Linked DNA regions of Homo sapiens: region 2 is linked to region 1. A link is an interaction called in ENCODE POLR2A ChIA-PET data of the cell type or tissue named here. Cell type or tissue: CD4-positive, alpha-beta T cell. All regions are shown on one strand. Links, peaks and the distances in the headings refer to the core of each region. The heading gives the core; the rest is flanking DNA. Region 1 overlaps SPEF2 (sperm flagellar 2). Region 2 has its middle 22 kb from the start of IL7R.

The links. Peaks named below come from ENCODE experiments on the same cell type or tissue, not always from the same donor. Only the 100,000 strongest peaks of a DNase experiment are listed, where the experiment ranks them.
Region 2: POLR2A ChIA-PET joins it to region 1 with 13 read pairs; 8 of 35 experiments call an interaction of 5 or more read pairs at or near these places.

Annotation. Positions count from the first base shown.
Region 1 is chr5:35,772,806-35,781,152 of GRCh38, forward strand. It overlaps SPEF2 (sperm flagellar 2), which reads left to right. Exons shown (of 37, transcript NM_024867.4): 28 at 1,088-1,216; 29 at 3,452-3,590; 30 at 6,312-6,541. Among named protein-coding and RNA genes, the nearest start is that of IL7R, 80 kb to the right of the region's middle. In CD4-positive, alpha-beta T cell, for the core only: CTCF peaks have their summits at 4,957 (motif pointing right) and 5,167; DNase peaks (open chromatin) are centred at 1,366, 5,026 and 7,626; H3K4me3 peaks cover 1,150 bases; H3K27ac peaks cover 987 bases.
Region 2 is chr5:35,830,841-35,839,187 of GRCh38, forward strand. No RefSeq gene overlaps it. Among named protein-coding and RNA genes, the nearest start is that of IL7R, 22 kb to the right of the region's middle. In CD4-positive, alpha-beta T cell, for the core only: no CTCF peak of the experiment used is centred there; no DNase peak of the experiment used is centred there; H3K4me3 peaks cover 867 bases; H3K27ac peaks cover 6,698 bases.

The sequences.
Region 1 (8,347 bases), core at 166-8,165:
TAATCTCTCCTTCATCTGTAACTTACATATACATCTATTATTGCAACATATTACGATTTCTTTGTTTACAGTATCTTCTCTATAAGATTTGAACCCTTCGAAGTCAGACCCTCAAGAAAGATTAGTTGAACTGAAAATAGAGCTATGTAAATGGGCCCTGCAACTAGAATCATATTGCCATAGCCCATGGGTAAATCCTTTGATAAGTACTGACAAATTTATATTTTGTAATTCTCTTATATAATCACTGATGTACTTATAGTTAAGTTCTAATTAAAATATAATTAAATTAGCCAGGAGCAGTGCCTCACACCTGTAACCCTGCACTTTGGGAGGCCAAGACAGGTGGACTGCTTGAGCCCAGGAGTTCGAGACCAGCCTAAGCAACATGACAAAACTCTGTCTTTACAAAAAAATACAATAAAATAGCTGGGTGTGGTGGCACACATCTGTAGTCCCAGCTACTAGGGAGGCTGAGGTGGAAAGATTGCCTGAGCTTGGGAGGTCGAGGCTGCATTGAACCATGAGCATGCAACTGCACTCCAGCCTGGGTGACAGAGCAAGACTGTCTCAAAAAATAATAATCATATTTAAAGAGATTACAGATTCTTGACAATCACCCGCATTTCACCCACATCTTCTTGAGGTTATTCTCGTATCTTCTTTTTTGGTGAAGATCTAGGAAACACTTTGCTAATAGAAGTTATCCCTTATGGAGTGGTAATTCTGCAGGTGTCTAATGGGGTCAGCACTATGTGGGGATTTGCTAATTTCTGTCCCTAAACTCTGGATTTCACTATGTTTGGAAACTGTAACCATTTTTGCACTTGCTACATACCTTATTTTTTAATTATACTACACAAATGGGGCGTTTTTATATGAGTCCAGCCCAGGAACCATACAGAGAATTCTCAAGGAAAAATTCAATATTTCATCACAGATGCTGGGAGGACCAAGGTTTCATTGTTTCCGAATCACTAGAGGTTTATAGCTTAACAAACTTTGCTTTGTGCTCATTCTGTCCAAGTACTATGTGCACACCTTTGTATTTTGTTAGTTTACTCAGCATGTTTCATTGCCCTTTCAGGTAAATCACCACCTATGGCAGAAGCAACTCCTGTCATAGTAACAACAGAGGAAATTGCTGAAATCAAAAGGAAAAATGAACTGAGGGTCAAAATAAAAGAAGAACACCTTGCTGCCTTGCAATTTGAAGGTAGCGATTGAAACGACTAAGATGATGCTTTTCAGTAGAAAGGAGACCAGTAGCCAAACAGCCCACAACTGGCTCATCAATTGCCTCAGACCATGTCTATGAGAACATACAGCAAAGAGGTTGAAAAGCACAATATTCAGTTGACTGTTTTCGTTTGACCACGTGAGGACTAGATTTGAGTGTTGCATGAGTCAGATGTTTTGGCATCACCTAATCAGTCTTAACTGATGACACGATCTCAAAAAGAACCAAAAAGAATTTGGTAATGGGTTAGAAAAAGCAATAGCAGTAATTAAAATCTCATAAAACAGAAACAAAAGAAAATGTTGAAAGTTCGTATGATTTTACAGGTTTAGATAGGGACTACCTAAAGTAAGTGGTTTTATATTACAGTAAGAATAATTTAGGTACCTAATTAGGAAAATAAATTTTAACTAAAGGCTAACAGGCCCTGAAAATGAGTCCTTGGGAACAAAGGCCATAGGAGAGCCAGTCATATATCTATTATGTTCAGAGGTGTTCTTCTCTATAGGAGCTATGACTCCACAAAACATATTCTCCTTATGGCTCTCTGAATTGTCTTGTAATGCAATTCTAAATGAAATCTGAAAAGATCAGGAAACTGAGCAAACATATCCTAAGGGAAAAAAACACGGTCAATATACAAGATGACAAAACCACAAAAATGTGGCATGGGGTATGCCGAGACACCTTTAACTACTCAGTGACTATTAACTACTAAGTATGATTTCCATCCCTTGTTTCTCTCATTTTCTCTCCCCTGTCCTTCCCATCTTACTACCACCCACTTCTAAAACCCCAACAATAAAATCTGAAGTCAGTTGAACACAGGGAGACTGTGGCATCAGGCAAGTCCAGGACAGATGCATCTCCCATATTGCCTGCCCTGCATCTGATTTCAGTGGTTTTCAGTATACTTCATCTTTCAGTTCATTCCATACATGATCCTTAGTGTAGCAAAATTCATTTATGCATATAACAAATGATTATTGACTTTCCACTCTGTGCCAAGTCCTGTGATAGTTGCTGGAGACACACATTTATATGTACAAACATAAACAAAAAATAAAACTCAGTCTCAAGGAAGAGAAATGCAATCACTGTTGCATGTTGACCTGTTGACAGCTGGGCCTGTAGTCACAGCTACTGAAGAGATTGAGGTGAAGGATCGATTGTGTTTGAATCCAGCCTGGGCAACATAGTGAGATCCTGTCTCAAAAAAAAATGTGATATTGGTGGTGGGCATATTGGGCAAAGGGGACATGAGGGGAGTTCCTGACTTACCAACGGAACTAATTCTTGAGCGGAATTGGAAGACTATGGATAAGTTTTTCCAGGGGAAAAATTGGCGTGAGAATGAAGAGGAGTATTACGTGCCATGGCAGAGAGAGGGGTAAGAGGCATATCAGCTTGTGAGTAGCTTAGGACCATGAGGCATGTTCTGGGAAGGAGCGACTTGGGAGATGGGGAGGCCACACCATGGAGGGTTATCTAGGCACTGCCAAGAATGTTCAATTCTTCCCTGGTGGCAACTGGGAGCTAGGGAAAATTATGAGCAGTAAAGTGATTATGATCACATCTGCAGGTAAGACAAATTACTCTGGATAGTGTGGAGGTGGATTTGGATTTGAGGTGGGGGAAGAGAGTTAGAAAAAGTAGGATTGAGGCTATTGCAACAGTTTAAGTGAGAGATAATCAGCACCCAAACTATGCGATGATGATGAAAAAAGCCAAAAAGAGAAACTGGAAAAATTTTGGAGATAAAATCCACCAACCAGATTATGTGCCAGGATCGGTAATAGGCCCAGGGGCACATGGAGTTTGCCCTGATTTTAGTGGTGCTGAGAAATACAATGGCAATGCCACCCCAGGTTCTAAAGTAAGGAGATAAGCACGGTCCCCACTCCCTTTTCAAAATTCAGAAATTACCTATGCGTGTTTTCACATTTCATTTATCAAAGAGTAGATTGCTACAAAGTGCAATAGATAAAAAGCTCAATTATAGTTTTGGTTCAGATAATTTCTCAAATGACTCTACCACATATTACATTTTGCTTTTCAGTGAGATGGATATCATCTTATCTATTCTGGTATATTAAACGTGCACCTAAAGCTTCACAAATTGAAGCACCAGTGGTTTCAAAGTGAATCTGTTCATTAGTAAATGCATGCACTGCAATATGTTAAAACATTCTTATTTCTCTTTGCAAATAGAAATAGCCACGCAATTTCGACTTGAACTGATAAAGACAAAAGCATTGGCTCTTCTTGAAGATTTAGTAACAAAGGTGGTTGATGTATATAAACTCATGGAAAAATGGCTTGGTGAGAGGTATTTGAATGAAATGGCCAGGTAAAGTACTACATGACTTTCTGAAAATATGCTTTGTGTATTCTAAGTACCAAAATTGATGAAGATTTTTAAGGTATTTACAAATTTAAGTTAGTTACAAATATAAATTTTGGCCTTTTAGGAAATCACGTGTATAAACAGATAATATGAGCTTTACTATCATGTTTGTATTAACTCTTTTCTAACAGTAAATCATGCATCAAAGGGTTCTATTGCTATATTAAACTTTGCACAATATTTATGAGTTTAGCTGTCATACTAATCAATGAGAACCTTATTTTACAAGGTAAGATTATAGGTAATTTAAAAATAGTTTTTAGAAGTAAAATAATCCTTGATACTTTTCCAATGGTAGATTTATTATCAGTCAGAGCCAATTAAGGGGAGATTAAAAAGTCATTCACTGGAATGTTTTACCAGCTAGACTGATTCTCTTGTAAGACCAACCCCAAGTTCTACTTTTCTGTTGAGTTCCAAAGACTTCCCAGACCTTTGTTGCTACTGAGGGGCAATGACTCTCATCCTGTTAGTTCAACCTTAAAAGGTACAAAGAGGCAGGTCAGCAGAGTGAGTCATGATTGTCCAGACCAGGAGCCCCATCTTGTCCACAAATTAGTAGCATGCTTGATTGCTCTGGGCCTCATTGGCTTCATCTATACAAGGAAACACTCCAGCCAGGCTATTTCAGAAGTTTACCCTAGATCTAGATTCCAAGATGCACTACAGTTTACAATAAACATTTACTGAAAACTTAGAAGTTGCTACACAAACAGTATTCAAAAGGCAATTATTCTTAGAAGCAACAATTTTCATGTAAAAAGCAGCTGTTATGGTTCGTTTTCTCTGGTCCTTGTCTCATAGTGAAGTTCTTTTGTAAAGTCTTCAGCCTAGTTGTTTAGAACTATTGCTCCATAGTAAAACAAACAAAGAAACATTAAACAGAATAAAAAATACAAACACAAGCATAAGTAAGCTTACTGCAGTAATGCTTAAAATCATTTTGCTACTGGATAACCAAGTCAGTTACTCATCAGCATCACACAGTAATAATATTCATTTCTGTTCTCTGCCTGCTATTTTGAAATGAAAGTCTATCTTCTTCATTTTTGGGACTCATGGCTCCCATCCATGTGGCCATCCAGTGTAAATGCATATTTTAGCAGATGTATTCATATTTCTCAGATTTATATTGTATATGTCTGCCCTGTGAATCTACAGATGCTGTCATGAACTGTGGCCACAAGAAGTTAAAACCTAGAAATGTGATACAAATAAATAAATAAATAAATAAATAAATAAATAAATAAATAAATAAATAGCTGGCAGATCCCTTTGACCTTCAAATCCTGTTCTTATTTTCCTGGCACTTTTTTCCTTCCGTTGTTAAGATTACTCTTAGTAACCTTCCACTAGGTGGCGCGCATCTGTTTTAGTATCCTGATGCCCAGTAAAGGTATTATTCTACTAGTCATGTTTTACAGAGTATCGTGCCGGGCTATGGTTGGGTCTCAATCCACATTTGGAGTCCCTCCTCACTCACGTAAACTCAGCAGCTATCCAGTGACCTCCTCTGTCCCCGAGCACGCAACCACCCTAAAAGCATAAACTAATTGGCTAACACGTATTACATGGACACTTACAAAGACAACATTCTGGAGTTGAATTCTAGAGTATCTTTTGAAAGACAGCAACTAATGCTACTTTTTAAATTTTCAGTTATATGTTCAGTATGTGGTATATTTGGTGCCTATGAATTATATAAAATGAGATCAAATATGCATTTTTCTGTGTTGCTCACTTTCATTGTAATATATAAACAAGATCCTTTCTTCAATACAGCGATAATGCACTTATTCATGTATAAAACTTCTCTAGCCTTTAAAATAATTTTTAAAAGGTCATTAACTATACCCCCAGTACAGTTTAAATCTTTGCCGTATATGAGTTCACATTAATAACCATAAGATAGGGAGTGTTGCGTTGTTGATTCCATTGCAAAGACAAGGAAATTCAGAGAGCCCAGGATCTCTGGCTAGAGAGTGTCCTAGGATGAGAACTCAGATTCCAGCACTCTTTCTACCGCATCATAGTGGTTCCCAGCTGTTGCTGCTTTACCATGTTATCTAGCTAGGAATTGTTATTCTTCATGAAGATAGCAAAGCAATTTCAATGGATTATATACAACAGAGGCTATTCTGACATCTTTGTTTTAGATAACATCAAACTTCTTTGACAGAAATAGAGAAAAGCCACTCTTCTAGAAATACATTATTGAACTTGATTCACTTTATAATTCATCCTAATTCCAAATAAATGTAATTCTAATAGTCATGTTTTACAGAGTATTATGCCATATAACCTTATTCTGGTTCATACTTAGTATGAAATATAACCCTTGATATAGTCTTGCTTACATAGTAAAATATATTCTAATACTAATAAAAACTATATTTAATAGGTTCTCTTTAAGTTCAGTTTTGTGTAAAATGTGTAACTAGTAGCTGTTTAATAAGCATGCATTTTCTATTTAATCTGCATTTATTTATACCCTGCCTTTTTACAAAATAGATTTGGGGACAAATTGAAATTTATAAGCATGCAGATGGAGTTGTCTAAGAGCTATATAATCTGTTTACTTTTGTGTATATGTCTTATAAGCAAACTTTATTAATCTAATAGTATCTTTCATGGGGTTAACGCTATCCATTTTACCACTTTCAGTACAGAAAAATTAACTGACGTAGCTCGCTATCACATTGAAACATCTACAAAAATTCAGAATGAACTTTATTTAAGCCAAGAAGACTTCTTCATTAATGGCAATATAAAAGTCTTCCCAGATCCTCCCCCATCAATACGTCCTCCACCTGTAGAAAAGGAAGAAGATGGTACCCTGACCATTGAACAGCTTGACAGTCTTCGAGATCAGTTCTTAGATATGGCACCTAAAGGTAGGAAAAATAATTATCATGAAAAGAGCACAAAAAAAGGTTAAGATTAACCAGGACAGAAATCACTTGCCAACAAGTAAAATCAGCTCTATGGGATCATGTGGCACTAAAACATGCCCTTGCTTTGTTCTAGTTTATTAAATATTTGTTTCATACAACATAGACCCTAATTAAACAAGCAGGACCCACTGTGAATAATGCTTGAGCAGTGTGGTGGTCCTCATTCCTGGTAATTCCTCTCTCCTGTCCTCCCCGACCCTTGCTGACAAGTTTGTATATTTGAGTATTACTCCACCTGGCAGCTTACAGAAAGACTTTGTGCATACTTCTAGTTTAGATTTTATATTGAGATTATGAGTTTGTGTTTCTGTGAGGGGAGACCAGGCAGTAGAAGATTTCCCTTTTATGTTGGCCTTTTCCCTCAGTGCTTGTAGACCATAAGCAGAATCAAATAAGCTGTTAGAAAATGTTTGCTTAATTAATTAGTCGGTTTGTTCATATGTATGTGTAAATGTTTTCTGCACACAACAATTTTATCTCTTTCACATTTTATCAGCATGGACCTACAGCATCTGCACAGGCTTTTTTTATTCAGCCTTTTCCTACTTCCAGATATTCTTCAATGAGTTCTGTCGATTGATAGCACAAGTAATTCAGACAGATCACATAGGATTATCATCTCCACTTTAAAGGTCTAGATACTGACTCACAGAGGAGTTTAGCAGATTTTTTGCCTATGGTCATATATCATTCAGAACTCTGCAGATCCAAAGTTCTTGCCCCTTCTCACTGAACTAAGTTGCCTCTCATAAGCAGATTTCTTTTACTTTTCAACATATACTACTTATTGGGAAATTATTACTTTTCCCTGTAGCATAGTCAACTGACTTTAGTATTAATACAATGTTACTTTTTAAAAAAGTCCAGTATTTCCAGAAATTCACATCATATATCATTAGTAAAAAGAGCATTACTCTAAGTCCGAAAGCTTCCTTGCCAAGCCCAATAGGTGAAATTGGTGTATGTGTGTGTGCCTGGGTGAACCTTGCGCTTTGATGTGTCAGCTCATCAAATCAGCTAGAGCAGGCTTTACAGCTCCAAGGTATAAAAGCCCACACTTCAGCTGTGGAGGGACGGAGGTGCCATTTGGCAGCATTTGGGCACGAAGGAAACATGGCCATCAGCAGGTACAAAAAATCTCGACTTTACAAATCAGTCCATGAAATTCCTTCAGTCCTTTAGTCAGACAGAGTGCACCCTCTTCTACATGGTGCGAGCTCCACAATGCCCTGTTATTATGTACTTCCCTCTTCAGAGTTGCTTTTTCTCTTCATTTTATCCAGGCCATTATTTTACACATAAAATAAAAAGATAAGTGTAAGTGGATTCTAAACATGACATGTGGTTTGCTTTAATCCTACACTCTGGTGACTGGGAGGAAATCACTCAATTAATAGGTAAAAACTAAAGGCATCTGGGGACACTTGAATAGGTAGAAGTGGATTTTGAAAATTATCATCCACTTACAATATATCTTTCAGCAGGGACCCTAGTATCCATGATGCTAATCATAATACTTTCTTGGATCCAACCTCAAATCCAGAGCTCATATTTCCACTAAAAATTTAAAAATAAATTTTAAAAAATAGCAGCTATAACTTGACATGTGTCTCAGAAGATTAACTCTAGAAACCCTTGGGACACAAAGATGTCAACAGATAAATGTTTTCAGACTATGGGAGAAATAAGAAGGGAGGGAGAGGAAGTAAAGGAAGGGAGGGAGGGAGAAACGGAGTTGTTTTTTTT
Region 2 (8,347 bases), core at 134-8,133, 58 kb after region 1:
AGAAACATTATTTTTTCCTCCCTACCACTACCCACATCTGAGCACAATCAGACAGACAGCCAAAATACACATATGGCAGATCAGCTAGAAAAAAAAATACGGCCATACTTGCATTTTGTTTTGAAGATTTTCAGATAATATCAAAGATTGTTTCCAAGCCACAGTCCCAGTTTTATAGTCCAGGGCAATGCTTTAACCATTTCAGAAATGAAAAACAGCATAGGTTTCCAATTCTTTCTCTTTGGAAGCTCTGGAACAGATCTTAGTTCACTTCAATGACAAAGCTGTTTGATCTAAACAAATACATAATCTGATACATCAGGTGCTGTCACCCAAAATGTTTATTTTTATGAGAAATTGAAAAGTAGTAAGATATCTAGATATCCAAAACATCTACTATGTGCTTCCTTCTCTTCTAAGAAGATTCCTTCCTAAAGGAAGGTTCTAACCATGGATTAGCACAAAGACAGTCTTCCTTGTCTCATTTTTCTTGTTACCTGCAGTAATCTTTCATACAATAGTGTTGGTGGGTAGTATAATATTTACCTACAGTTAGCTAAGGAAAGTCTGCTTCAGTTAGCATTCTAAGGGTTTCAGGTGTCAAGTAAGTGTAAACATTTGCTCTTCCTTGGCAAATAACTTTATGTCATTCTCACTCCATCTTTAGGAATCAAATGTTATCCACCAAGTAGACAGGAAGTACCCAAGCCTGCATGGATGAAGTGGTGATGGCCATTACTAAGAGCAATTAGGAGAACCACAGCCTCTGATCCATAGTAACTTCTCTTTCCAGCCAAATACTGACCTGGAACTAGGCAGTAAGTGTCCAGGCTCACTCTTCCGTCATAAGGCATTAGCCGCTACAAGCTAAGAAGAGACCAAAGAGATAAAGTGTCACTCTATCTCCTCCACAGCTTCTCAAGAATTAAAGGGTCCATTGGAAACATGGATTCTAGTCCTGTTGCTGGCTTCTGGAAATGCAGCCAAACAGTACTGGGGACATAGTGTGAGCCACAGATTGGGCGGGACACCCTGTGATAAAACATCAAATTTGTCACACACGAGACATATGCTTTGCAACATGTGTGTCCCTCTCTCATAACTTCACAGCAATGGCATAAGCAATATAATAGTCTCCAAGAAGTACAATTCTATTGTACAATTCTATTATCTTCAAACATCAAACATATATGATAATAAGAACTAGGATGACAAATGTGCTTTCTGATTAAAGAACATTTTTTCAGAAGATTATTCTTTTCAGAGTTAACATCTTTGGGATTGAAATGAACCTTACAATTAATATCATCATAGGTTAGTGAAATGCAGTAAATAACAATATTAAATTCACATATCAATGTTGTTGGTTCTAAAGCAATTGCAAATACTTGTGAAATAAGTTGATCTCTTAATCATGCTCTATCATGTTTTTTGTTTATTGGTTGGTTTAACTGTGTTTTAACCTTGGAATCGTTTTCTTTATTGCTAGTACCTAATTAAACTTCCCTCTAAGTTACCTGATTTACTAAAATTCTGAATTATTTGATGCCACAATAATGATATTTTGCTTTAAAGGCAATTTCTACTGTTATTGTAATCATCTCATCTGTTTCTATCCTGGCTTGAAGCCCAGCTGTCTGGTCTTCTCATTGTACCTGATTCCATTTGAATGGACTGTAACTTATATTTAATCAGTATAAAGGGAGGACTATGTAGTTCTAAATTTTTTCTCCTTGTTTTCATTCAAATGTTACATAGATTTTTATTTTTAGAACTGAACACCTTTTTAAACAAATATACTCGTGCTTAGCAGGACACTAATCTGACCTACTTCGATGGGAATGTGTTGAACAATTGCAAATCACTTACCAACACTGGCTGACCTATTTTCAATCATATAAGGTTTCTCTGAAACATTTATCAAGAGGGAACATGAATTTAAATCATTATAGAATTGTCTCTTCAATCAAACAAGAGCAAAATGACAGAAAATGCTACTACAAAATCCTATCCTCTGTTTTTCAGATAGTGTCATCTTTTTCCATGATCCTTTTTTTTTTCTCCCTGAGTGTTGACTCATTATCACCAAGAATCAAGTTGCTACTTTAGTAAACTCATCTCCTCTCAGATAACCAATTGATTCCTTTTTACTACAATGATGACTCAAATCTAAACGAACTTTTAAACAAATCTCTGAATTAAAAAGCTGTTTGTAGGATTTGATCAGATTATCTGGTGTTTTATGAAGTATTGCAACATTGCCAGGATATCATGCTTTTGGTATTGAACGCTGCTGCACATAAAATGATCTTTATTTAGGACATATGGAAATGCAACTCAAAGTGACACTCGATTAAGCTTTTGAAGGATCTTATCATTTATAATATCTAAAATTATCCAGATAAACCATACATCCATTCATTTTTATTCTATAATTGCCAATGGGCTGATTGCATGTATTTTGGGTGTTCCCTTATTGGGAAAAATGTTTTTAACACCTATAAACCACAAGTAGAGTGTCAGATTAAACAAAGCTCTTTGTTCCCGTAATTTGTTCAAGACCAACTGTATCCGTAAGCAGAAGTTGCTATCAGCATGATTCTGGCCCAAAGTGCTGACTTAGAACATATGTGGGCTCACAGCTCAGAAGGTAGTGGGTCTACAGAAATAAAAGGCTGAGGGTGAACTGGACTTCAGAAACCAAGCAGAAGAGGGGTGTAGGAAATCATTTTTATTTCAATGCAAAATTGGCTCAAGACTTTTATTGTGTTTTCATTGCCTGGGAAAACAAGACTAATTTCAACTTATCTGAAAACTCAGTCTCACAGAGCACCACTACCTCAAAGTGGCTAAAACAAAGTGAACTTCTGGTGCATCACAAAAATAAAAGCTGATGTGTCAAGACAGAACTGCTATCTAAACTATGTAAATGGAAAACCTAATTTCTCTAAAGTTTCCTACCTGAACACATTTTTGTTGTTGTTGTTCAAACAAGCATGTTGATATATTATCAGGAAACATCAAGATGCTGCCTGCAATGGTTAAAATACTGATTCTTTGACAAAGTAACTTACCACAATATAACCAAGAAAGGAATAGATACAGCCAGCCAGAACTGAGCCAATTGTGAGTTACCTGCAAAAAAAAAAAAAACGGGGAAGGGACCAAGGAAGAAGAAAGATGGGCAAAAACATGTTCAAGATTATGGCTTCCTTTCATTGAGAACTGAAATAAGAATGTGAGGGTAAATCGAACCAGGATGATTAATTAACCCAATCTTTTAAAACTTGAAGTCAACCCATTTTCATTATTTGAAAATTTTAAATCAGAAACTACCTTGTTTCTGAAAACCTGAAAGATTACTTTTTTCTGATTTGTTCCACTGAAGTGGCATCAGCATGTGCATTTGCTCTCCTAGAAGGTACAGGAGTCTTTTTCAGATTATAGAAAACATGGTAGGGCTCTCAAGAGAGTCAGTGCTGAAAGACATTTGCTGGCATCCCAAATCCATGATCTTAAACTAAGCCAGGGCAGAACAACTTGGAGAAATGTTAGAGGAGAACCATTCAGATAGCTAGAGGGCTGAGAGATGACACAGTAATAAAAACATAGAGGATCTGAGATTATTCTTCCTGAAAGAAAGGTGTGTGTGTAATTTAGTAATGTTTTTTCATGTATGTGAAGATGCCTCTGAAAAGCCATGAGTAGCATTTTTTTTATGTTTTACTGACTTCAACAAAAGAAAATGAACTTAAACTACTGCATAAACAAATTAGCTTTACTTTCAAGTTTTTTTTCTTTCTTTTTTTTTTTTTTTTTGAGTTGGAGTCTCACTCTGTCACCCAGGCTGGAGTGCAGTGGCGCAATCTCGGCTCACTGCAACCTCCGCCTCCCGGGTTCAAGCGATTCCCCTCCCTCAGCCTCCCGAGTAGTTGGGACTACAACTGTATGCCACCACTCCTGGCTAATTTTTGTATTTTTAGTAGAGACGGGGTTTCACTGTGATGGCCAGGCTGGTCTCAAACTCCTGACTTCAAGTGATCCGACCACCTCGGCCTCCCAAAGTGCTGGGATTACAGGCGTAAACCACTGCACCCGGCCCAAGCTTTCTTTATTCAGTCAACTTTTATAAGAGATTGAACTAGAAGACCTCAAATGAAGCTCCAGGCAGTTTCGGACATCAAGACTCTCTTCAGTGAACTTCCTACTTACTGAAGGACACAGACTAGAACAGGTCATTGCCCACCCATCCCCATTGTAGTGAGTCCCCAAGAGGCCATGGAAATGCAGCAGAGGGGCAACTAGAATGTGCACCACAGCGGACTATGCGGCATCAGAGTAGAATGCCAGGGAGCCAAAGGAGTCTCTTCCTTGGACACAGGATTGGGGAGTTTTCTTTTACTGAGATGATTTTGAAAGAGTCTTTTCAAGGCCCAGACTAACTTTTAAGGTTTGGCTCCTTCCTACACATATAATTTCGAAGTTGTATTCTCAGAGACATATTCATGTAGTCATGAAGAGCCTGGGTTTGAAATCATATGAACTTACATCTTTCTTAAAATGGCAGTGTGACTCCAGGAATATTATTTAAATCTCAAAGCCTCAGTTTTCTTTCCTAGGAAATAAGGTTGTTGTAATAATTAAATGAAATAGGATGAAGATCCCTGCATGTGTTAGCAATGATGATCGTGATAATGATGATGATGATGACAATGATGACGAGGATGCCAGTGATAGATAGTGAGCCGCATGTCCATGCATTTATTCATTCAGCTCTTTAAGGGGTTGTTGCCAATTTTAAGCCTACTAAGAGTCGCCTTTCTCTCACTGTAACGTAGCCCTTTTGCAATTATTTTTTCACTGATAGCTTTTTGGCCATGAGCTGTTACTTCTTTCTACTGCCTGGGGTCCTTTCCATTACCATTTAGAACTTTGAGATTTTTCTTTGATAAACATTCTCACAATTCTTCCTCAATTCCAGCCATAGCAATTCCAAATTATTTGCTGGCATTCATAATTAAAATTCTTACTTGGCATCATAGTGGTTCCTTCAAATGCCTCATAAACAAACATTTCTTGTAATTGCAAAACATCTACCTAGAAAGTTGAGGGAAAGGAGTGGTGGCAATGGTTTCTTTTTTCAGTGTTAATCAGAGAAAGACTGAAAGTGATGCTTTATGACTAAACTTTTGAAGAAATGAGACTATTCAAGTTGTTGAAGTCTTTGGAATCTGTGGTTAGCGTTAAGCAGACACTTCCGACATTCTTTTTTATTATCTTGACTAAATTTTTAAAATTTAAGTATGCCAAGTGATGAAATTTAAAATTTCTGAATAATTTTAACTTTAAATATCATAAAATATGCACTTAGATCTCATATCCTAGTTCATCTGTGAATGCAAAACATAGCAATGAGTTATCATCTTGATTACCAAAAAGGAGAAAAAGTTCTGAGCAACAGTGAATCAAGATCGGTGTGAACACAAAGAGGGGGAAAAACACTACAGCAAAGTACAGGGAAACAGACAGTGAAAAACATCTATTTTTTTTTTTTTGACCAAATGAGAGTCAATTAAAAACTCACAAAATATAAAAAAGAAAGATCAATGTAACTCAGACCACAGTGAAGACTGATTGCTTTACATACTCCATCTGTCAATAAAATGCGTTTTTGAAATGAGTCTGGAGAGTGAGCAGCCTTGCTCCTCTTCCCTGGCCACCCACTCTTGCAGCCTCCTAGGACCGTGTTAATTTGGGACACAGTGCAGGTGCTCTATCCACATAACACCAGACCGGGTGGCTGACCGGGGAAGAGTTCAGTGCATTGTGTGTCTGATCTCCAAAGAAAGACTGGTTTGATAGTTAATATTTTGAATTGACTGACTTTGGTGATTGACTAGAAGAGCCCAGGTTTGCATGAAATCAAATAAAGGGAGCAAAGTAGGAAAATCAACCTTTGATGCTGAGGACAACAAAGAAAGCACATATCATGGATCAACCAGCAATAATAGCCACCGTTTGCTGAATACCTGTTACGTGCCAGGTTCCTGCTAAATGCTTTAAGGCTCATAACTGCCCTTTACAAAGGTATTATTATCTGCATTTTTGAAATGAGAAAACTGAGGCTGAGTGGAGTGGCTTGCACTGAGTGGAGTGGCTTGCACAGCCAGGTTCTTCCTACCACCCTGTAAATGATCTCTGATGTGATTGATAGCTCTCTAATGGTTATTAGCCTTTCCCATGTTGTATTGTGGTTATCTGTTTTAATTGCTTCATCCCCTCGTATCATGAGCAGATAGATATTTAAAATGTTTGCATATCCTTGAAATCTAGTCCCTGTTGTACAGTAAATTTTTTTAAAAAATTGAATACTACAATTTAAGAATTTTGTCTAGTATAAAGGTTTTTAAAAATTGTTTTATTTGTTTATTTCTTGCTATGTATATTCTAACTGTATGCCTGAGCTGGTTATTTAAATTTCCTAAGTTTTAGATACTTCACCTGTAAAATGAGAATAGTACTACAATTTACAAGAGTTGTAGTGACGCATACATAAAACAATAAATACCTGCACAAAGTAAGCAACAACAAAAACTACTGCTGCAGAAACGCTCCTATCAAAGTGGAAATTGATCAGTATACTGAAAATAAGAAGATAAAGAGTAAAATCATTAAAAAATCATAACCTGAACATTTTTACTTAATATGCATTCATTTCTAATATGTTGGTATAAGACTAAATAGTTTTTCTTTTAGTATAGTTCCTTTTACTGGAGATTGATATTGTTTTCCCTGTATTTCATAAGGCCTCATCTAATAATTTATAGTTTAACTTTCTCTTAAGTGGAGTAATATCCTGTTGTGAAGCTGAGTGAACAGTGCATTTACATGTTTACGTTTTTATACTAATCATTAAAAATTCTCTCATACTTAATCTGTTACAATTTTTTTCTTTCCTTTTTTTGAGATGGAGTTTCACTCTTGTCCCTCAGGCTGGAGTGCAGTGGCACGATCTCGGCTCACTGAAACCTCTGCCTCCCAGGTTCAAACTATTCTCCTGCCTCAGCCTCCAGAGTGTCTGAGATTACAGGTGCCCACCACCATGCCCAGCTAGTTTTTGTATTTTTAGTAGAGACGAGGTTTCACCATGTTGACCAGGCCGGTCTTGAACTCCTGACCTCAGGTGATCCACACTCCTCAGCCTCCCAAAGTGCTGGGATGACAGGTGTGAGCCACTGTGCCCGGCCTCAACTTTACTTTTCAAATAATTCTAACATGTCTTATAGAAATGATCATTTTTATTTTATATTGATAGTTCACCAGTTGATCTAGTACTTAACTTACCTGTATAATTATAATAACAATTACATCTGGTGTAAACAAGTTTGCAGACAAACACAATTTGTCTTTGGTAAATAAACAACTCCACTGGTCAGAGCAGTGTGGCTTGGGTGGTCAGCAGGTCTGAAGAGTCAGTTATGGGAAGGTCAGATAAGATAGTTTCTATTATACATGGTTGTTCTTATTGTCTGTTCTCTCTCTTAACATGTAGCACTAATATAGATTTTTACTGCAGATTTTTTGAGAATTTGGAGCAAGGCTGTTATGTGGTACAATACACACAGTAAGATAGCCCAGGACTCTCAGTTCGCACAAAGATCTATGGCATATGTCACTGCCAACTTGTGCAGCATCCCACTCTCCTTAGTCCCTCACTATGTTTCTTCTCTGGTGACTCAAGCTCTTGGCATCTATACCCATATTTTCCCTACATGTGCACATCAGCTATTTCTTTTCTTAAATAAAACAAAGCATGCCAGTTGTCTATCAATACTAAAACTTGGTTTTTAGCCACACAAGTAGACCCATTGCCTATAACCACACCCTTGAAGAGCCAGCCCCCATTCATCCAACCACGCAATGATCTCGTTCAACCCCTCACACCCAAAGAGAATGCCGCAGTGTCTGGTGGGTCAAATATGCTTTCCAAAACACTTGTAGCTTCTATGAAATAGAGTCCAGTTTCAAAGAAGACAGATCTCTATTGCATGGGCACATCTATGAGTATTTGACAATGTGAAGTAAGAGATTTTCAATCTCACTAAAGTCCCATGAACGACATATAATTCTTCAAATCACATCATCTGCTCTATGATTCACCTCTTCCTGTATTGATTCTGTGATTCTACTTATTCATATGAGAATACTAAAGTATGATTATTTTATTAGTAATGCTTTCTTCAATCAGATATTAGAATGGGACTTGACTTGAACAGATGCTGTCAACAAGATATTGCCCTCCTCTATCCTCTCCTCTCCATGAGATTATATATATATATATATATAT